Linked DNA regions of Homo sapiens: region 1 is linked to region 2. A link is a loop called in an ENCODE intact Hi-C map of the cell type or tissue named here. Cell type or tissue: heart right ventricle. All regions are shown on one strand. Links, peaks and the distances in the headings refer to the core of each region. The heading gives the core; the rest is flanking DNA.

Region 1 (11,305 bases), core at 2,273-10,272, 59 kb before region 2:
GGGTATTCAATTAGGAAAAGAGGACGTCAAATTGTCCCTGTTTGCAGACGACATGATTGTATATCTAGAAAACCCCATTGTCTCAGCCCAAAATCTCCTTAAGCTGATAAGCAACTTCAGCAAAGTCTCAGGATACAAAATCAATGTACAAAAGTCACAAGCATTCTTATACACCAACAACAGACAAACAGAGAGCCAAATCATGAGTGAACTCCCATTCACAATTGCTTCAAAGAGAATAAAATACCTAGGAATCCAACTTACAAGGGATGTGAAGGACCTCTTCAAGGAGAACTACAAACCACTGCTCAAGGAAATAAAAGAGGATACAAACAAATGGAAGAACATTCCATGCTCATGGGTAGGAAGAATCACTATCGTGAAAATGGCCATACTGCCCAAGGTAATTTACAGATTCAATGCCATCCCCATCAAGCTACCAATGCCTTTCTTCACAGAATTGGAAAAAACTACTTTAAAGTTCATATGGAACCAAAAAAGAGCCCGCATTGCCAAGTCAATCCTAAGCCAAAAGAATAAAGCTGGAGGCATCACACTACCTGACTTCAAACTATACTACAAGGCTACAGTAACCAAAACAGCATGGTACTGGTACCGAAACAGAGATAGAGATCAATGGAACAGAACAGAGCCCTCAGAAATAACGCCGCATATCTACAACTATCTGATCTTTGACAAACCTGAGAAAAACAAGCAATGGGGAAAGGATTCCCTATTTAATAAATGGTGCTGGGAAAACTGGCTAGCCATATGTAGAAAGCTGAAACTGGATCCCTTCCTTACACCTTATACAAAAATCAATTCAAGATGGATTAAAGACTTAAATGTTAGACCTAAAACCATAAAAACCCTAGAAGAAAACCTAGGCATTACCATTCAGGACATAGGCATGGGCAAGGACTTCATGTCTAAAACACCAAAAGCAATGGCAACAAAAGACAAAATTGACAAATGGGATCTAATTAAACTAAAGAGCTTCTGCACAGCAAAAGAAACTACCATCAGAGTGAACAGGCAACCTACAAAATGGGAGAAAATTTTCGCAACCTACTCATCTGACAAAGGGCTAATATCCACAACCTACAATGAACTCAAACAAATTTACAAGAAAAAAACAAACAACCCCATCAAAAAGTGGGCGAAGGACATGAACAGACACTTCTCAAAAGAAGACATTTATGCAGCCAAAAAACACATGAAAAAATGCTCATCATCACTGGCCATCAGAGAAATGCAAATCAAAACCACAATGAGATACCATCTCACACCAGTTAGAATGGCAATCATTAAAATGTCAGGAAACAACAGGTGCTGGAGAGGATGTGGAGAAATAGGAACACTTTTACACTGTTGGTGGGACTGTAAACTAGTTCAACCATTGTGGAAGTCAGTGTGGCGATTCCTCAGGGATCTAGAACTGGAAATACCATTTGACCCAGCCATCCCATTACTGGGTATATACCCAAAGGACTATAAATCATGCTGCTATAAAGACACATTCACCCGTATGTTTATTGTGGCATTATTCACAATAGCAAAGACTTGGAACCAACCCAAATGTCCAACAATGATAGACTGGATTAAGAAAATGTGGCACATATACACCATGGAATACTCTGCAGCCATAAAAAATGATGAGTTCATGTCCTTTGTAGGGACATGGATGAAACTGGAAATCATCATTCTCAGTAAACTATCGCAAGAACAAAAAACCAAACACCGAATATTCTCACTCATAGGTGGGAACTGAACAATGAGATCACATGGACATAGGAAGGGGGATATCACACTCTGGGGACTGTTGTGCGGTGGTGGGAGGGGGGAGGGATAGCATCGGGAGATATACCTAATGCTAAATGACGATTTAATGGGTGCAGCACACCAGCATGGCACATGTATACATATGTAACTAACCTGCACAATGTACACATGTACCCTAAAACTTAAAAGTATAATAAAAAAAATATATCTTCCATACAGGTTTTTATATTTACTTTATTTTTATAAATTGATTTTTTAAAATAATTATGTTTCCCAGAGGTGTCCATGAAAAAAATTCTTACAAATCTCTATCTATTCACTCTATTTTTTTTTTTCAGTTTGCACACAATTCACTCCTTTTTCCTGCTTGGGTTGCCTTCTTTAAATATCTCTGACTTCTTTTAAAAAGGACAGTTTTAAGTTCACAGCAGAATTGAGAGGAAAGTCCAGTGATATCCTCTATGTCCCGTTCCCCCACAAATGCATGCCTTTCCCATTATTAACATCCCTCCCCAGAGGGTATATTCATATAGTTGATGAACACTGACACATCGTAATCCTCTAAAATCCATAGTTTATCTTAGGTTTCACTCTTGACATTGTACATTCTATAGGTGTAGACAAACGTATCCATCATTATAGTATTATACAGAATATTTTAACTGCCCTAAGAACCCTCTTTATTCTACCTATTCACCCTTTCCCCTTCCTTGTTGTTTTTGTGTCAAATTATTTCTAACATTGTGTTGCTATGTTTTGTGTGTGTGAAAATGTATTACTGTTATCTTTCCATTATAGATTTTATCAACAGAATTGCCCACTCAGCCATTTAATGTTTTCCCCCCTTGAGTTCCTTTTTGATATTATTGTGACCTCTGTTTACACATCTTTCTTTCTTTCTTTTTTGCTAATAGGAATTTTAACTCACACATAAATGTCACAGTCAATATATTTAACCTTAATTCTATATTTTTGTTAACATTTTATTTTTTTGTTTCCCAGCTACTTTGGATTTCTGTATTTTGCCTTGTAGGCTTTGTTTTATTTGCTTTGTTTTTATTCTATCCTTGTCAACTAGAAATTTTATTTTTTGTTTTACTGTAAGTTGTCCTTAAATTTGTCAAATATTTAAACATATATCTTATTTTTTAAGGTAATTGCTTAGAAATGTGCATTTAATTAAAATGAAGTTATTTAATCTGAAACAAAAATTCTGCTGTACATAGTTCAGATAGGGCAAAGTACAATGTATGGATGACACATTTCAGTAAAAAAAAAAACTGGAAAATGTAACAAATTATTATGAAAATAGGTATTTGGTCTGTAAATAAAATATTTGTTATCACTGTCACTTTATTAGTATTCTTAGAAGGAACAAATAATCAAAATTATAATTTTCTTGCAATAATTTCCCAACAAAACGTTATATATTCTCTTTAGGATCATGCTGCAAAGGCACCAGCTTTATTTCAACTCACACATTCAAAATATATTTTATGATTTCTTATTACATGTTAGGCAGCCATGAAAAAAATCAGACATTGTTCCTGTCATCATGGAACATACAGCCAAGTTGGAGAAACAGATAATAAACAAGTAGATAAGGAATGCACACATGCATGCACCCACATCCCTCCTGACTTTTGATCACTTTTCGGATGTATTTTAATGAGGCAGGAGGAGATATAGCCACAGCAAGTAAGCCCATATATTAACATGGAAGTTCTGATATAAATTTTGTCTTCAGTGATGCTTAATTTACAATGCTTAACTTCCAACCAGTTAAGATTCTTAATATATTCACTTCAAATTTCCCTGACCTAGAATTTCTGCTAATACTTTAATACTTTGTATTTTACAAAGAATGAGACAACTTAAAGGGACCTTAGAGCTTATTTAGCCCCAGGGTGGTAAATACAAGCATCAGTGTCATATTCCCACCTCCTGTGCGCACTGCAGACATTGTCAATCAATCTCAATAGCTATTTATTTTAAAGCTGGAAATAGCTCCAGAAATCATTCTCATTCTCATGGCAGCATTTTGGTTTGCAGTAATCACCTGAAGTTTTTTAATATGAGAGGTCTGTTGGAAAAAAATTGTGTCTCAGAATGAGGAAAATTATTGCCAACTAAAACTTTAAAACCTACAATTCTTAGTAGATCCATATTTTAAAAAATTCCTCTGAATAATAATAAGTTGGGATTTTGAAATAGGAGTTAAATTTAAAGGGAAGAAAATAAAAATTTATTCTGTCATACTGCTCATTCCTAGCCCAATTCCTTGCCCAACTCTGACAAGTTTTAGGACTATTCGGAGATCTCAAACTAGACCTGTGGCATTAAGCATACGTTTCCTACGTATATTAGCTCAGAATAATATTTTCTTTCGGTGCAGACTCTTCCTCTATTTTTTTTAATACAACTCACTATTCACTTCTCATTAGACATGACGCTCTCTTGTAACTACATAACAATGCAAAAGCTGAACATCAATGTAGTCATTGAAGAATTATTTAAGATGTTGCACAATTGACAGCTGTATTAATTTATTCAACAAATATGTATTGAGTGTCTTCTAAGTACTAGGCAATGTAATAGGCTTTTGAGATACATCAGTTAACAAAACAGAAAAAAAGATTTCAGGCCCTTATAAGTTTCTAGTTGAAGAGGGCAGAGATGGAGATAACAATTAAGGTGACAGTAATTTATGTTGCATATTAGAAGGTGATTTTGTTATACAAATGGAAAAGCAGATGCGAAATATAGGGAACCCTGAGAATGATGATGGGGTGCAATTTTAAATAGTGCCTTATAGAGAAGGTGACATTAGAGCAAATATTTGAGAGAGGTAAGAGAGTTAGCCATGCATATAGCTGGGGAAGGATGTTCCAGGAACTGGGATCAGCAAGGAAAAAACTCTTTTTTTAGACGGAGTCTTGCTCTGTCACCAGGCTGGAGTGCAGTGGCGCAATCTTGGCTCACTGCAACCTCCGCCTCCTGGGTTCAAACGATTCCCCTGCCTCAGCCTCCCAAGTAGCTGGGACTACAGGTGTGCGCCACCATGCCCAGCTAATTTTTTTGTATTTTAGTAGAGATGGGGTTTCACCATGTTGGCCAGGATGGTCTCAATCTCCTGACCTTGTGATCCACTGGCCTCAGCCTCCCAAATTGCTGGGATTACAGGCGTGAGCCACCACGCCCGGCCAGAAAAAAACTCTTAAATTACGAGTGGGCCTCATGTATTTGAGGGACAGCAAGGATGCCACTGTGGCTTGGGCAGGGAGCACAAGAAAGAATACCAACAGGACACGACAGAGAAGGGGAAGGGCTATAATTTAGTGCATGTCGCTTTGCACAGGCAACCAAAATTTTATACAACAGTTAAATAAATATTAAATGTTAATGTAATTCATATATGTGATTTTTTTTTTTTTTTTTTTTTTTTTTTTGAGACGGAGTCTCGCTCTGTCGCCCAGGCTGGAGTGCAGTGGCGGGATCTCGGCTCACTGTAAGCTCCGCCTCCCGGGTTCACGCCATTCTCCTGCCTCAGCCTCCCAAGTAGCTGGGACTACAGGCGCCCGCCACTACGCCCGGCTAATTTTTTGTATTTTTAGTAGAGACGGGGTTTCACCGTTTTAGCCGGCATGGTCTCGATCTCCTGACCTCGTGATCCGCCCGCCTCGGCCTCCCAAAGTGCTGGGATTACAGGTGTGAGCCACCGCGCCCGGCCCATATATGTGATTTAATTAAGTATATTTAGTTAGGTTTTAGGCCAAAGACAGCAGGAATCTAATTACCTACAGGAATCCCCTCTCACTTTTGAACCCTTTAAAAATGTTCCCCAGGGCTCATTTAATAAAACAATAGATCCCTATTTATAAAATTTTGATTTCCCTAGTCTTTACAAACCATCTGAGCCCTGCCCACCACTTTTCTAAATGCAACCTACAGAACACATTTTCACATTCAGAGTTTGTGTTTTTCCACATCAAACATAATTACCTGTGAACTATTTTGTGATATTTCTGCAAAATAAATTACATTACAATGCATTTTGGACTCCATTAACTACATAAAACAATTGATTTGAGTCTATTGCATCCTTAGCATGGTGATATAAACTGAAATAGATGTTATTATAAATGCTAAAGGTGCCTCATGTGTACCCTTCAGGCTTCTCTAGTGGTGCTGAAATGAGGTGATGATTCCACAAAAACTCAACTAGCAACCAGAGTATCTTTATACATCTCCTGCATTCATTGCAAGAAGAATGGATTTCAACTCTCAGGGAGGCAGAGTCATACCTGAAGATTTAACTGACATGAGGTGGACACAGCCTCCTTCCCACCACCCTCCAGTGACAGTCCTGTTCCAGCCTAGCTTCAGTGGACAAAGCATCCAGTCACAACATGTGCAACCACTGTATGCCACAAGGATGCTTCCTTGTGCTGTGGAGGATACAACAAAGGTAAGGCAGTTCTTACAGACTGAACATGTAGAGTGTTTTAAAAATTTCAAATCACACTCATGGTTACATGTAAGAAAGCTGCAGAAAACGTTGCTTTGATTTTTTTCTAATTGGAAATAATTGAAGAGGCAAAGCTTAAATATGTAAAATAGAGAATAATCAGGTTCCAAACTATGCAGCCCCAGCCATAATCTCATTCTCCCACTGTGAAGGCTTACTAACTCGTTTCAAATACTGATTCTAACTAGCTAGTTAGAACTAGTTTCAAATACTAATTCAAATACTGATTCAACATACCACTTACTAAATCCATGACTCTGGATAAATTGCTAAAACTTCTTGTGCCTCAATTTCCCTATCTGTAACATTAGGATATTAAAAACACCTTTTCATTTGTATGAGGATTAAATTAGATAATCCTAGTAAAGCATGCACCCCAGTGTCTACATCAATAAATATTACAACGAATATTATTATTCTATATCAGCCATTTTCTATTTCTGTGAGTAACAGGAAGTGGGCAGGTTTACCTCAGAGAAACTCTATTTGTTTTATCTGTAATAAAACTGATGAATATTTTTCCTCTTTTTAGACCACTATCTGCTTTTAACTCAACTATGGGAATATGCTAGCTAGTAACAAAAATGAAACCTGAAATAGAAAAGTGTATATGACAAAAATGTGAAAAAAATGAGATTCCATCTTTAAATGACATTCTTTATTTGAAAGAATACTCCCCAGCTAAATAAAATTGCTTCTTTATGCATTGACTGCTGGGGAACATGAGGAGGAGATGGAGCAAAAATGCAGTTCAGATAGTGCCTTAATCTGCTCAGGCTGCTATAATAGAATACCATAGACCAGGTGGCTTAAACAACAGATATTTATTTCTCATGGTTCTGGAGGCTGGGAAGTCCAAGATCAAGGTACTGGCAGATTAGGCTTTGGGAGAGGGCACTCTTCCTGGCTTGCAGACAGCCACCATATTGCTGTGTGCTCACATGGCCTTTTCTCAGTGGATGCAAATGGAAAGAGAGAGAGAAAAAAGAACTCTCTTGTCTTTTCCTCTTATAATAGCACTAAACCCATCATGAGGGCACTACCCTCTGATAACCTCATCTAAACCTAATTATCTTCCAATGGCTCCACCTCTAAATACCGTCACTCTGGGAGTTAGAGCTTCAACATTGTGACTTTGGGGTGGCAGGGAGAAACAAACATTCAGCCATCACAAATCATGTGCTGTATTTTTGACTTAGCAAGTCAGCGATTAAGACAATGATGTGCCCAAGTGAGCCACACTTATTGATAGTCACAGTCTTGTGAATTTATATCCTATATTAACACTGGGCTTAGCCATGCTACTTTCTTTCGCTAAATGAAAGTTAGCCAGAATAATGCATTGAGATACTTAATAAGTGTTTGCACGTTACAGCTTGTTTCTTTTGGAAGCGAGCCACTATGTTGCACAGAAGCTCAGGCTGGACAACAGGATAATGAGAGGCCAGATAGAGGGAGGTCTACACAATGAGACCATCTTGGACATCTTGGACATTCCAGCCACAATAGATCTCCCAGCTGGATGTAGTTACCAGAGTGATCTCAGCTACACTATGGGGAACAAAAGACCTACTGAGCTGCTCCTAGCAAACCCATGGAATTGTGACAAAAAATAAATCATTGTTGTTTGCAGCTACTAAGTTTTGGAGTGATTTTTAGCTACAATTGATAACTGCAACAGTCAACATATCATTTTAATGAAATATTTAAGCCACTCAGATTTCACTTCCGCAACAGATTTTTATTATACTCATTTGGATGATAGCAAATCAAGGAGAAAAGAGGTCTATGACTGGATCTGAGAATGGATACAGGAATGAGGTGAAATGAGTTAATGACAAAAATAAATTATTAATATCTGGCAGTAGAATTTCTCCTGGTTTCAGAATTGCATTTGTTTAGAAAAAAGAAAAATCCTTAGTAAGTATATCAAGTCGGATTAAGTCTGGCTGCATGTAATAGAAAAAAACAACAACATAATAATGTCGGTAGCTTAAATGATATAGATGTTTATTTTCCTTGTGTTTATAAGGAAAATCAAAGACTGACAGTCCGGGGCTGCTAAGGTCTTCCTGTGATTTTCTGGGACCCAGGTCCCTTCTATGTTGATGCTCTACCATCAAATGGTATTGCTCCATGGTCTGTGATGGCTGGTCAAGCTCTGGAATTCGGGTCTGTATTCTAATCAGCAGTAATAAAGGGAAGGTGCAGAGGGAGAAAAAGACTGTACCAAACTTCTGCTTACATCTCATGGAGAGAATTAAATCAAAAGGCCACACATAGCTAAAAGAATGAAGAAGTCTTCTATATTGCTAGGTAACATGTGATGTGAGCACTAAATATGGTCAATAGGTCTTAATAAAGACTACTTTATTTAAATTACTTTGTGTGAAAGTATTGTGTATGTGTGTGTGTATGTAAGTAATTTGCTGAATAGCTGAGAGTCATGTATGGAAAAATGTCTGGAAGAGTGGCATTAATGTGAAAGATCCCCGAAGTAGAAGTGACAAAGACAAAGTAATCCTCTTGGAGTTTTTTGAACAAATTTTAGGGAGGACTTTATACTTCAGCAGATTGCAAAACAAAGATTCAAGCCAATCATGTCTTTCTTTACTTTTTATTATTTAAAATGTAAAGAACACACAAGATCAGAATTAATGATATAATGAAGCCCCACCTAGCCATCACTCAGTTTCAAAAATTTCAACACAGGATTAATATTGTTTCATTTGTACACCACTGACTTTTCTCTGTCTCCAACACTGGATTATTTTGAAGCAAATAGCAGACATATCACAAGCTAATCTTTCTTAGATCACAAAGGATCAAAGACCCTGAAAGCCTCTGGATTAAATGTGGGAAAATGTATAAAGTCAATCACTGTAGGGTCAAAGAGCAAGATTTGGATAGATTTAGAGAAAACGGTAGATAGTATAAGCAGTTTAGAATTGAATAAAAATAAAATATGTAGAGAGCTACAAGATTATTAAGTAAGCCAAACATGAGAAAGATGGAATGACAACAGAGAGTAGGTAGTGGATTTGTGAAATAGCTAAACATACGCAAAGGAAAAGAGGAGAAAATTATGCAGGTTACAGAACCTTCAAGGAGTTGCCAATGGATAACAAACCATGACTTACAAGATGAAGATGAAAGGAAAAGTGAAGAGGTCAATGGCAAACACCGCTGGCTATTTGGCTAATATCCTTTCTAATTGTTCGCCTTAGTAATAGACCCCAGTTGTATTTATTCAGCAATGTATCCTGCTAAAAGACAATTCCTATCCTCTCCTTGCACATAGAGTAGGTGAAATTCATTGAATAGGACAAGCTCTTTAAAGGAGACTGATTCAGCTGGAGAAGCTCACTTTTTATCCGTTACTTTCTATTTCCAGTTCCTAAAGTCATGATTCCTGGAGTCTTAACAGCCATCAGGGGCTAAAACCAGTGCAGGGTGTTGAAGCTTGTATCACCTTGCATTAATGACTGTGGTGACACCACATTAGCTGTGGCCAGCTGAACTCTGCACTGCTGATACAGGAGACAAAGAAGAGCCACTTGTGCTGAGAAGAGTGGGGGTCTCTATTAAATGTGGCCAAGACTAATTTAATTGACATAGGTATCATGAAAGCGATATAGTAAAAAGTATTTGAAGGATGAATGGGAATTTTTACTGAGCAAAACTGGATGAATGAAACATTTTCCACTGATCAATAGATGTTGTTGTTCTGTAGACAGTGTCTCTCTCAATTGAATTTTTGGATAAAAAAGACAAAGACTCAAACATTTCTTGCAGAGCAGCTCTCCAAAGCTGAGCCAGAATCAAAGACTCAGTGGTGTCGCCCATTATTACTTATTAATTATTACTATTAGTACTAACCTCTTAAAATTCTACTATACTTTGTCAATTTTACAGCACTTTCTTATAAATTACCTCATATCCATTCATTCATTCATTCATTTAACTAAGATGTTTTGAGCACTTATGTGTAAATCCTCATAGTAGGCATGCCTGGGGGACAAAGCACTGCATGGAATCATAGCAGGTAAGGCCCCCAAAATTGTTGCCATATAGTGATTGAGTACCCTATGCTGAACATTTTACAAGGTTTATGGTCTATTTCTACAGAGGAGGAAACTAAGTCTCAAATAACTTCGTGATTTCCTTGACTTTGTCCCTCTCGTATTTCCAATACAGACCACATAAATTATTATCATCTCTGCCTTTGCCCTTTTGTACACTTACTATATATCTTGCTGCCAGCAGTTATGGGGGAAAGGGTACAAAGGGGCAGAACTATTTACTTAATGCTGGCCAGAACTATTGTACTAAATCCAAAAAACTGTGAATAGGGTTAAAGTAGTTCAAAAGGAAAAATACGTTTCCATCCTAATCTGATCTACTGTTTGTATGTTAAATAGTGGCATGCTGAACATTTGGTATAACCTAATGGGAAATCCCTCACGGGCAGAATAGACTTAGACTCTGTGAATACATCTTAGAGAAGTCACATCATACCCTCTTTTCTGCTATGTAAGCAAGGCACCACCAGCCCTAGGCCAGTAGTGAGGGGTTAAATCTCGTTTCAGCCCTGCTTTAAGTGAACATACATTAGTCCCACTGAAGGCTTGGGGAGAAGGGATAAAATGGGAAATGCATGAGCATTTGAAAAATCAAAAATAGGGTTGTCAGTATATCAAATAAAAATACAAAGTACCTACTTAAACTTGAATTTCAGATAAATAATGAATAACTCCTTAGTATAGCTATGTTCCGAAATCCCATCGATTGCATGGCTAACAACAGGTTGCAAAATAGAGGCAATTTATTGTCTGAATATTGCATGGCACATGGACTCATTCTGAAACTGTTTATCTGTAATTTGTATTTAACTGGATGTAATTTGTATTAACTGGATATTTTATCTGGTGGTCCCAGTTAAAAAGAAATATAATACCTTCATCAAGGTTCTTAATTTAACGTACTAGAGCATCT
Region 2 (11,305 bases), core at 1,973-9,972:
ATTAAAAACACCCCAAGCATCAGATGCTATTTCTTTGTCTTAGTGGCTCAGAATATCTAGGTGCCCTGTGGTGTGCTATGCTTTTAGGTCTCTCCATGTGGTCTTAAAAAAATGGGGGATGCAGTTTATGGTCATGGATAATACATACTGAAATTTGACAAAGGTCAGTAATTGTGCCCCAAGATGCCTTGTGCTATACAGGTTGTGAGGGTGTGCTGGTGTGCAGATATTGGCTCAGTCTGTCACAGCTGATCTCCTTTATTTCCCATTTGTCTGCTGTCATTTGTCCAGACTCTATACTTTATATGCATACTGTTCACTTCTGCATACCTTTGGTACTAGCATTTGGCTAATCAAATTCTAAGATGTCTGCAGGACTAGCTGAAGTCATATTTGCTGGATGATGAAGCTCCCGTTCCTTGACAATTACAGTCATATTGGTCTCCTTCTCCACTGCATTCTTAAAACCTTTGAAGTCTGACCATCCTTTATTCTTTATTATGTGTGGGACTGAATATGTTCTATGCTTGTATCTTCTCTAGAAGACTGATAACATATTATATTTTCATTGAATGAATGTTTGGTCAAAGTCTGCTTTGGTTAGCGTTGCCAGATAAAATATAGAACACTTAGTTAAATTTGAATTTCAGATAAAGAATGAAAAGCTTTTTAGTATAAACCTGTTCCAAATAGTGCATGAAACTTTATTGTATTAAAATTCATTGTTTATTATCTGAAATTCAAATTTAACTGAAGTTTTATTTTTATTTGCTAATTTTGGCAACTCTCTTGGAAGTGTTTTTACTTCAGGCCTCTCTTAGAAAAATTCTTCTTTGTGGCAAAGAATATTTGAGGATTAAGCAATCTGCAAAACTTTTATCTTAACCTATAAAGCATAGGTCTGCCAGGATTTTTTGATTAATCTGCTCCAGTTTTTGCCTGTGTAATCCTCACACTCTCATTTAATAAAATTTATTGTAACATAAGTTTTATTTTTCTTATACAGAATATAATCTATGTAAAGTTGTATATCTTGAATATACAAATACTTTTCATGAATGCTAGATTTCCATGGTTACATATAAGAATAATTAGCATGTAGAATTCAAACAAGAAAGCACCACCAATAACTGACATATAAATGCATAAACATCACTATAGTGTCAGTTGTGTGAGAGTAACGATTTGCCTGTGTTTCCTTCTGTCTCCCATCTCCAGTACCTAACACAAGTGGTAGGTGCCCTATAAGTAGCTGGCTCTTACTCTGCCTTCTCTATCTCATCCATCCTTCTATAGACATTGGAGTCACAGGTCACCAGGATTTCTTCCTTTATACTCTGCTTTCTAAGTCAGTGGTTCTCAAAGTGTCATCAGTCCCTTGGCCAGCAACTGTCGGCCACACCTGAGAACTTGTAATAAATGCACATTCTTAGGCCCCATTCCTGAGAAAGGGATGAGAAACTGCCTGAGAAACACTAGGGGTGAGGCCAACAATCTAGGTTTTAACAAGCACTGCAGGTGGTTCTGATGCACTCTTAAAGAACCACTGGGAGAACCAATGGTTCCCTGTGTTTTTATATATAAAATACAGATAACGGATGTGTAGGTAATGATCACACTGCTGAAATGAACTTGATACAAATAAATCTTAGTCACTAGTGAGACTTTAACAGGCCTTTCCTCTGTTTTACTTTTTACCCCCTTTCCTCCCCTTTGTCTTTGTCCTCACAATCTAAGGCCTTGTTTCTTCACTTTTACCAAGTAGTATGTTGAAAAGAAAAGGCCTGGCCATTCGTCTCCTCCTCCCCTCTTCCTCCTCCTCTTTGCCTTCCTTGTTCCCTTCCTCCTCTGCTTTCCTCTTTTCTCCCTTCTCTTTTTCTCTCTCTTTTATTTGGCTTGAATGTCGAGCTTAGCGGTTGAAATCCTTCAACAGGCAGTTCTCTCATCCTGTCTGTCACTCACATAAATGAGCCTGGACTAGCATTGTCTTGACTGATCCTAAAATTTTATTTTCAGCACACCAAAACCAGCTTTTCATGACCAGCTTTTCATATCCACCTTCTTGATTCTTTAGCTTCTAGACAGTTGTCTCCATCCATTCCTCTTTCTTAATCTTTCAGATCTCTGCTATTACTTGCTATTCTTGCAGGTCGTTATCCAAAGAGCACGCCCCATTTGATGTATGCATTACCTTCACTAAAATCCACTTTTCATCGCCATTACTCCCACTCTTTCCAGGCAGGGATGCTTTTAAATACACACACATATTTGAGGAAATGAAATTTGTTGCTTATACTTTCCAGAATTGGCCATTTACTAAGATTCTGTATATCTAATTCATAATTACTTTTGTTTCTTGCATAGGACAATTCTTCTATTTCTTATTACATAAAACTGTGCCCCAGCAGTTTATCCCTTCAGGAGATGGCAATTAGGAGAAGAAATATTTTCTAATTCTTACCCTGCTTTCATTGTTTCTAAAAAATCTGTCTGAGGGTAATCCATAGGCTAAACAGAAATTATAAACTCCCTTTGAAAATTGATTCTTTTTTTAACATAAAATTCACATAACATAAAATTTATCATTTTAAGAATTTTAAAGTATGAATAATTCAGTGGCTTTTAGTACATTCAAAATATTGTGCAAACATCACCACTGTCTAATTCCAGAACATTTCCATCACCCCCAAATAACTCCCATACCTGTGAGTAATCAATCCCAATTTCATTCTACTTTCAGCCCCTGTAAACCACTGATCTACTTAGTGTCTCTCCAGAGTTTCCTTTTTTGGAGATTTTATTTAAATTGAATCATAGAATATGTGGCCTTTTGTGTCTGGCTACTTTCAATTAACATAGTGTTTTGAAGGTTTTTCCATGTTGCAGTATGATCAATACTTCAGTCTCTCGTATGACTGCATCATATTCCACTGTAAGGATATACTACATATTGTTCATTCATCAGTCAATAAACATTTAGGTTGTTTCCACCTTTTGGCAACAATGAATAGTGCTGTAATAAACATTTGTGGTGAATTTTTTTGTGTGAATGGTTATCTTGGTTTTTATATACCTGGGAGTGGAATTGCTGGGTCATATGGTAACTCCATGTTGAAAGTTTTGAGGAACTGTCAAAAGTGTTTTCTACTGTAGCCGTAGCAGTTAACATTCCCATCAGCAAGGTGTGAGGCCTGGAATTTCTCCATATCCTTTCTAGCTCTTGTTATTCTATGGGGGGAGGGTGTGTGTGTGTGTGTGTGTGTGTGTGTGTATTTTATTACAGCCAAGCTAGTGGGTATAAAATGGTATTTCATTATGGCTTTAATTGGCATTTCTCTAATGAATAGTAATGTTGAGCATTTTTTAAAATTTATTTTTTTCACACTATTGCTGGCTTGAAGATTGAACATCTTTTCATGTGCTTATTTTCCATTCATATACTTTGTTTGAAAAAATGACTGTTCAAACTCTTTGCACGTTTTTAAATAAGGTTTTTAGTGTGATTATTGTTGAGCTGTAAGGGCTATTTATATATTTTGGGTCCTAGACCATCATCAGATATATGAAGTGCAGATATTTTCTTCCCTTATGTGGGTTGTCTATTTACTTTCATAGTGTTCTTGGATACACACACACACATACACACAAATTAATTACTATGAAGTTAAACTTGGTAATGTTTTTGTTTGCTGATTGTATGTTTGGTGTCATATTTAAGAAACCATTGCTTGATCTAATGTCATAAATATTTATACCTGAATTTCCTTCTAAGAATTTTATTATGCTCTCAGCTTTTGCATTTAGGTAATTAATCAATTTTGAGTTAATTTTTATATATGCTTGAGTCTGGGGTCCAAATTCAAAGTTTTGCATGTGAATATCCAGTTGTTCCAGCACCATTTGTTGAAAAGACTATTCTTTCTCAATTAAGTGGTCTTGACATATTTCATTGAGAATCAGTTGATCATAGGCATGAGTTTACTTCTGGGCTCTATTCCACTGATCTCTATGTCTGCTTTTATGCCTATATCACAGTATTTTGATCACTGTACTTTCGCAATAAGTTTTGAAATCAAGAAATGTAAGTCCTTTAAACTTATTCTTTCTTTTCAAGATCATTTTGGCTATTTGGGATTTTTGAATTTTCATATGAATTTTAGAATTAGCTTGCCAATTTACGCAAAACAGCAATTAGCATTTCAGTAACGATTGCATTGTATCTGTCAATTTGGAGAGTGAGGCCATCTTAATGATATTGAGTCTTCCAATGTATGAATATGGGATGTCTTTCCATTAATTTATTTCTACAACTTTTTTTGTAATTTTCAGTATTTAAATCTTTTACTTCATTACTTAAGTTTGTTCCTGGGTATTTTATTCTTTTTGATACTATTGTAAATGGGATCGTTTTCTTAATTTTCTTTTCACATAGTTTGTTGTTAGCTTGTAGAAAAGTAGCTGATTTTGTATGTCGATTTTGTATCCTACAACTTTATTGAATTTATTTATTTATTAGCTCTAACAACTTTGTGGCATTTTGGGGATTGTCTATATATATAAGATCAAATCATTCACAGACAGGTAGTTTTACCTCTTCTTTTTCAAACTGCATGTCTTTTATTTCCTTTTCTTGTCTTATTGCATTAGCTAGGAACTCCAATACAATGTTGAATACACATGGTGAGAGAGGACATTCTTGCTGTGTCCCTGATCTTGCAGGGAAAGTTTCCAGGCCTATTCTAATGTCTGCTGCCTGAGAAAATGGATAACAGTTGGGACAAACAATATACCAACCAAAACTCTTGGGAGGAAGGGCTGGGAATGAGATGTTTTGGGAATAAGGGTTTTGAAAATGTCTGACATATTTCTGGGATCTCAGCAGTCAAATGCAGTCCCAGGGCTGTTCACAAGCTCAGGAAAGACCTAAGAAGACCCAAAGCAATCACCTCTGGCAGACCTCTAGGCTCTGTGAAACCAGGATGTAAAGTCTAAGGCAGAGACTAATGCATTTATGCTTGTAAATGTTATACATACATATATAAAAATATATATTATTTTAATATGTATTATTTCAGTAGCTTTTGGGATACAAATGGTTTTTGGTTACATGGATGAACTGTATAGTGTTGAAGCTTGAGATTTTAGTATACTTGCTGCTTGAGCAGGGTACATTGTACTCAATGTGTAATCTTTTTATTCCTCAGTCCTCTTTCACCCTTCCCCTTCCTGAGTCTCCAATGTCTTGTTATACCACTCTGTATGACTTTGCATACCCATAGCTTAGCTCCCACTTGTAAGTGAGAACATATGGCATTTGATTGTTCATTCCTGAATTACTTCACTTGGAATAATGGCCTCCAGCTCCATCCAAGTTGTTGCAAAAGACATTAGTTCCTTCTTTTTGTGGCTGATTAGTATTCCATGGTGTATATATTATCACATTTTCTTTATCCACTCATCAGTTGATGGGCACTTAGGTTGGCTCCATATCTTTGCAATTGTGAATTGTGCTGCCATAAACATTCATGTGCAGGTGCATTTTTGATATAATGATTTATTTTCCTTTGGGTAGATACCCAGTAGTGGGATTGCTGAATTGAATGACAGATCTACTTTTAGTTCTTTGAGAAAACTCCAAACTGTTTCCCATAGAGATCAGATTAATTTACATTCCCACCAGCAGTGTATAAGTGTTCCCTTTTCACCACATCCACCCAACATCTACTGTTTTTTGACTTTTTAATAATGGCCATTCTGATTGGGATAAGATGGTATCTCATTGTGGTTTAAATTGCATTTCCCTGATTAGTGATGTTATACATTTTTCTCATGTTTGTTAGCCATTTATATATCTTTTGAGAAATGTCTATTCATGTAATTTTCCCACTTTTTATGGGATTATTTGTTTTTTTCTTGCTGACTTGTTTGAGTTTCTTGTGGATTCTGGATAACAGTCCTTTGTCAGATACATAATTTGCAAATATTTTCTTCCATTTTGTGAGTTGTCTGTTTACTCTGATGATTTTTTTTATTATGTAGCTTTTTAGTTTAATTAGGTCCCATCAATTTTTTTATTATGTTGCATTTGCTTTTGGGGTCTTAGTAATAAACTCTTTGCCTAGGCCAGTGTCCAGAAGTGTTTTCCCTAGGTTTTATTCTAAAATGTTTATGCTTTTGGGTCTTAAAGTCTTTGATCCATTTTCAGTTGATTTTTATAGGTAGTTAGAGATCAGTTTCATTCTTCTACATGTGGCTATTCAATTTTCCCAGCATTGTTTATTGAATTGGGTATTCTTTCTTCGATTTATGTTTTCCTATGCTTTGTTGAAGATCAGTTGGTTGTAAGTATTTGTTTTTATTTCTGAGCTCTCTATTCTGTTCCATTGATCTATGTATCCACCTTTATGTCAGTACCATGCTGTTTTGGTTACTATAACTTTGTAGTATAATTTGAAGTCAGGTAATGTGATACCTCCAGATTTGTTCTTTTTGCTTAGGATTTATGCTTGTAAATTGCTTTTGACAGTGTTCCATGGGGTAACAGCTTTAGCACTAGGTAATTTCCCAGTCAGGTTGGATAAATACTGGCCTTTTGAGTGGATCTTCCAGGGAATCATTACTACATAAGAATTCTTTGTTACTTTGTTACATTCTGCTCCCTCAGATATTGGTACTTGGAATGATGACTGTTATTTTCAAGACTGCTGTTGAGCTGGGTAGCAAGGGATAGGACTAGGGTAAATCAAAACACAAATTCATGCTTCTTACAGAGAGTTAGCCAGTTTTTAGTTTGCATGCTTGTGTTAAAAATGTTATCTGGATTGCATCAATCTTTGGTTAGATTCCAGAGTTCTGAAAAGGTTGATTCCAATAGTTTTGGCCAGATTTTTAAATTATTTTCAGGGAGAATCATGTTCTTAGAGTCTTTTAATCTGCCATTTTCTGTAACATCTGGGAATTGATTATCGAAGAACAAGATCTCCCCTTTCCTGGATAGCTTGATAAATGGATCACACCCACTGGGCATGTTTAGTCTGGCCAGAAGAAAGAGGATTCATGTGGGGTTCTCTCCACCCCCATGTTGCCATATTTTTCCAGAGTCAATATAATAGAATTCTAAGTATTTAATATTATGACTCATAGCATTTTATGTAACCAATATCAGTAATAATGCAATTAAAAAACAAATGCTAAATTTATACAGCAGTTTTAAAATGGTAACAATGGGAATGTATATTATCAGTTTATTTTTCTCCCTACCATACTGTGGAAGAGGGGTTTTTATTAACCTTCTAACATAAAGGATGAACAAAATTATGAGTAAATAATTCTGCCTGTCTTCAGATGAATCCTGCTGTTGCTAGAGGTTATCAGAAAGAATAATTGATTGAGTGCATCCACTATAGATGTAGTTAGGCTAAGGTCAATCACTTTCTATAAAAGGGAATAAGAAAAAGCTGAGGAATTATTTGCCTATCTTGGATATCAGCTAACATTTCCTTTAGGAAGGGGAAGGACATAGATTATGAAGCAACTTGGGCAAATAGCACGGGACTGGGATTCAAGATATAGTTCAAATCACTAATTCTATGTATAGCCTCTAAGGCTCTCTGAAGCTTAATTTTTGTATAATTTCTGAAGGGATTTGTTTAGGCCTAGGTTGCAAGCAAGAGACAATGACATTACATCCTCCTGCTGGATAATGCTTGTGTTCTATTGAATCAAATGGACACATACACAACAAGATTATCACCGACTTTTAGAATTTTTGTGTTCTTGAACAAGTTTTATTAGAGTTATTCAATGGCATTGGGTAGAATTAGCACACCAATAGGAATAAGGTTGAACTAGAAATAAGTCTAGCTGTGCTATACAAAATCCTGGTCAAGTTCTCACTGTGGTCATACTTATTTTGGACTGCCAGAGCTAATGGAATTCCATACAAGGAATTTAATAAGTTCTATTACAGGTCTAAGAACATGGGTAAGACATCTTGAGGCTCACCATTTTACTTTATTGGTTCAATATGCAATAGTTATTCCACTTAAATGATCACACTGTGATTTTAGGATTGTCTGGCAAACCCTAGAGGAGTTCTATTTTGCCACGTTGGAAATGAGACTGTCATGATAAACGTTTCTAGTAATTTTTTTCACTTATTGTTCTCTCAAATTGCACTATGTAGAGAGGCAAGAAGTAGTGTACAATGAGCAATGCACTATGACCGAAGGGATATGAGTGTTATTTTCAACGCTGCCTCTAACTCGGTGGCCTTAGCTGCTTGAATTGGCTTGGTAGTCTGGGTCCTCCTCTATTAAATGGATTGGATCAGTGGCTTTGCAAGTGTGATGTGTAGAATTCAAAGGGCTCTGTGAAGTTGCTTTGGGCTGCTCTAGGGTTTGAGAGTAGGTCTGTATAGGTAGGACTCTACACCCCCTTTTAACTATGACCGTTTTAATTGTTTGTTTTATATATTTGAGCCTCTGAGCACAAAAATCTTTGAGGGAAGATTCTGAGGCCCTGGAGGTCTGTTTCTGGAAGACTGCTCTTACAAATCTCTTTGGCCCATTGTCACTGAACTCCATGTTTCTGACTTAAGCACAACAAAACTGTACAACTTTAAAATTAATGGGAGTTCAACAAGTAGCAACCAAAGAACTAGCAGCACTCTTTAAGAAAGGTCAGCGGTTACAGGGAATTGTGGGATGGTACAGTGTATGGAGCATCCTTGTCAAGTGCGCATTTATTGATAATGATGATGACACAAGTATTCTGACAGTAGCTAGATATTTTTGGTATATACATGTTCTTTTTTGCTGTAGTGCATTTTTATTTTTGTCATATTTTGCCAAACAGTAAATAAAGACATCATTAATATTCATGAGAGGTTGCAGGAAGAAAATGTTGAGTTTATTTTGCTTTCAGGGACACAAACCACTGAAGAGAATACGCTGTAAACTCGTCATTGGAGAATAAAATAGCAACAACAACAATAATGATCTACCTAATTATCCAGGGCACACTAAAAGCACACAGAGTTGCCTAAACTCATTTATGAAAGTGAAACACATTGTAAGGCCCCATATTTCACCTTTATGTCCTTTGATTTGACCCCTCACCCCCCAGAGTATACCTGAACCCATTCTAATTTTCTCACATATAGCAGAAACTTAAACTTAGATACAAAGCCAAAAGGGCTCCTTGGTACTATAATACGAATTATATTTAGCTGCCAATATTTGTATTTTCTCCAATAGATTGTGCTTTCCTTGGGGCCAAGGAATCTGTGTTCCCAAGAGTGCCTAGCACAGTATTTTGCCCATAGTTGAAATTCAATACGTGATTGTCAAAGTGAAAAGTTAAAGGACGTTTAGACAAAAAAAAAATCTAGGTCACAAAGGCATTTTTGCAGAACCCATGTAGATTTTCTGGCCTGAGTTTGCTGGCAGCTATGCTTAGGCTGGGACCAGTGGAAATGGGTCTAGAGCCTGCCTCAGAGTGGCCGACAAGTCATCTGAAGAATCAAGATGAGAACTTCCATTTCAAGCAACAGGGAAGGTGCTCCTCTCCTCTTTTAGGATTCATTGACACTTAGGAATAAATATGCCACTCAACTGAAACCTCCTTCAGTTTGCATACTTGAGAAAATGATCACATTCTTCAGTACAGCGATCTGCAAGCCACAGGCCATGGGCTGTTACTGGGCCACAGACCAGGTACCTGGCCACATAGCAGGAGGTGAGCAGAGGTCAAGGAGCTAGTGAAGGTTCATCTGTATTTATAGCCACTCCCCATTGCTCACATTACTGCCTGAGCTCTGCCTCCTGTCAGATCAGATGTGGCATTGGAGTCTCATAGGAGCATGAACCCTATTGTGAACTGCGCATGCAAGGAATCAAGGTTCTGGGCTCCTTATGACAATCTAATGCCTGATGATCTGTCACTGTCTCCTGTCACCCCCAGATGGGACCGTGTAGTTGCAGGAAAACAAGCTCAGAGCTCCCACTTATTCTACATTATGGTAAGTTTATAATTATTTCATTATATATTACAATGTTATAAAAACAGAAATAAAGTGCACAGTAAATGTAATGCACTTGAATAATTCCAAAACCATCCCCCAATCCCACAATTTTTTCATGGTCTGTGGAAAAATTGTCTTCTACGAAACCAGTCCCTGGTGCCAAAAATGTTGGGGACAACTGCTTTAATAGAAATCCTACTTCCCAAATGCTTCCCATATTATTCTAAAGAGCAGACAGGATTGAGAAACATGAAGATCTGGAAAGAATATGGGCTTCGGAGTTCACGTCTTAGGTTCAAATCCTTCTGTGTCCACTGGCTGTCTCCATCATACTGAGTGTAGAGCAGTGTGTAAGAGCCTGGCTGGCTCTGTTACCATTGCATTGTGTGATTGTAGAGCTCTCTGTATATCAGTTTCACGTATGGTAGATGGGTATAATACTAATACTTGCCTTACAGGGTTGCTGTGATGATTACAGAAGTTGTATGTGTAACACACGAGTAGTATGTGATCAAGGACTTAGTTCCTGTCTCATTGTAAATTCTATACAAGTAATTTGTATTGTTGTTGTTATCTACCCAACTAAGCTTCAGTTACATCATCTGTAAATGGGGTGGTAATATTTATCTTTAAAAGTTATGTGAAGGTATAAAATGACATTTTAGAAATCCTTGATATATCATAAATATTCAATAAATTTGAGCTTTTATTTGTATAACATGATTATTATCTATTTGGATCTCAGTAGTTGATAAAAGCCTGTTCTATACATATGGTAATTGGTCATCCTAAAAGAGAGGCACACAAGTGGTCTTACCATTCCCCAGTTGTCCGTGTACCAGCTTTCTACCATGAATTGTTTCTCTCAGAAAGAAAAATTTGTTGGTCAGCTTGTTGGCATTTTACTACTGAATATAGAATTTAGGCTCAAGTAGACTTATAGGTTTTTGGCTTGATCTCTGAATGAGGACCTCTGATACAGAATCTGGAGTTTGATCATAATCATATCACTGAGAAAGGGTAAATTATTTTACTTCCCTGGCTTTCAGATTATTTTTAGGTAAAATGAAGGAACTATAATGGAGCTATGATGAAGATTGAATACACTGGTGCAGTAAAGCACTTAATACAATACCTCTGGTTGCTTAGGAAATTTTAATCTCCTCCTTTCTTCATCTATGAAGTCAAGCCTTTTCACTAGATTTCCTTTTTAAGATCATTTCCAACTTCAGCATTTAGTCTCTATGATTTTGTACATCGTGCATTGGGATCTCCATGGAA

What was found. A loop is a pair of places that touch in the nucleus more often than their neighbours do. Peaks named below come from ENCODE experiments on the same cell type or tissue, not always from the same donor. Only the 100,000 strongest peaks of a DNase experiment are listed, where the experiment ranks them.
Region 1: it touches region 2 in a loop (5-fold over the local background); 2 of 110 quality-filtered maps call a loop at or near these places.

The regions. Positions count from the first base shown.
Region 1 is chr15:47,169,576-47,180,880 of GRCh38, forward strand. It overlaps LOC107984733 (a long non-coding RNA gene), which reads left to right and starts at 5,956. Exons shown (of 2, transcript XR_001751737.2): 1 at 5,956-6,250; 2 at 7,686-7,942. In heart right ventricle, for the core only: no CTCF peak of the experiment used is centred there; no DNase peak of the experiment used is centred there.
Region 2 is chr15:47,229,286-47,240,590 of GRCh38, forward strand. It overlaps a transcript of SEMA6D not described here. Among named protein-coding and RNA genes, the nearest start is that of SEMA6D, 480 kb to the right of the region's middle. In heart right ventricle, for the core only: no CTCF peak of the experiment used is centred there; no DNase peak of the experiment used is centred there.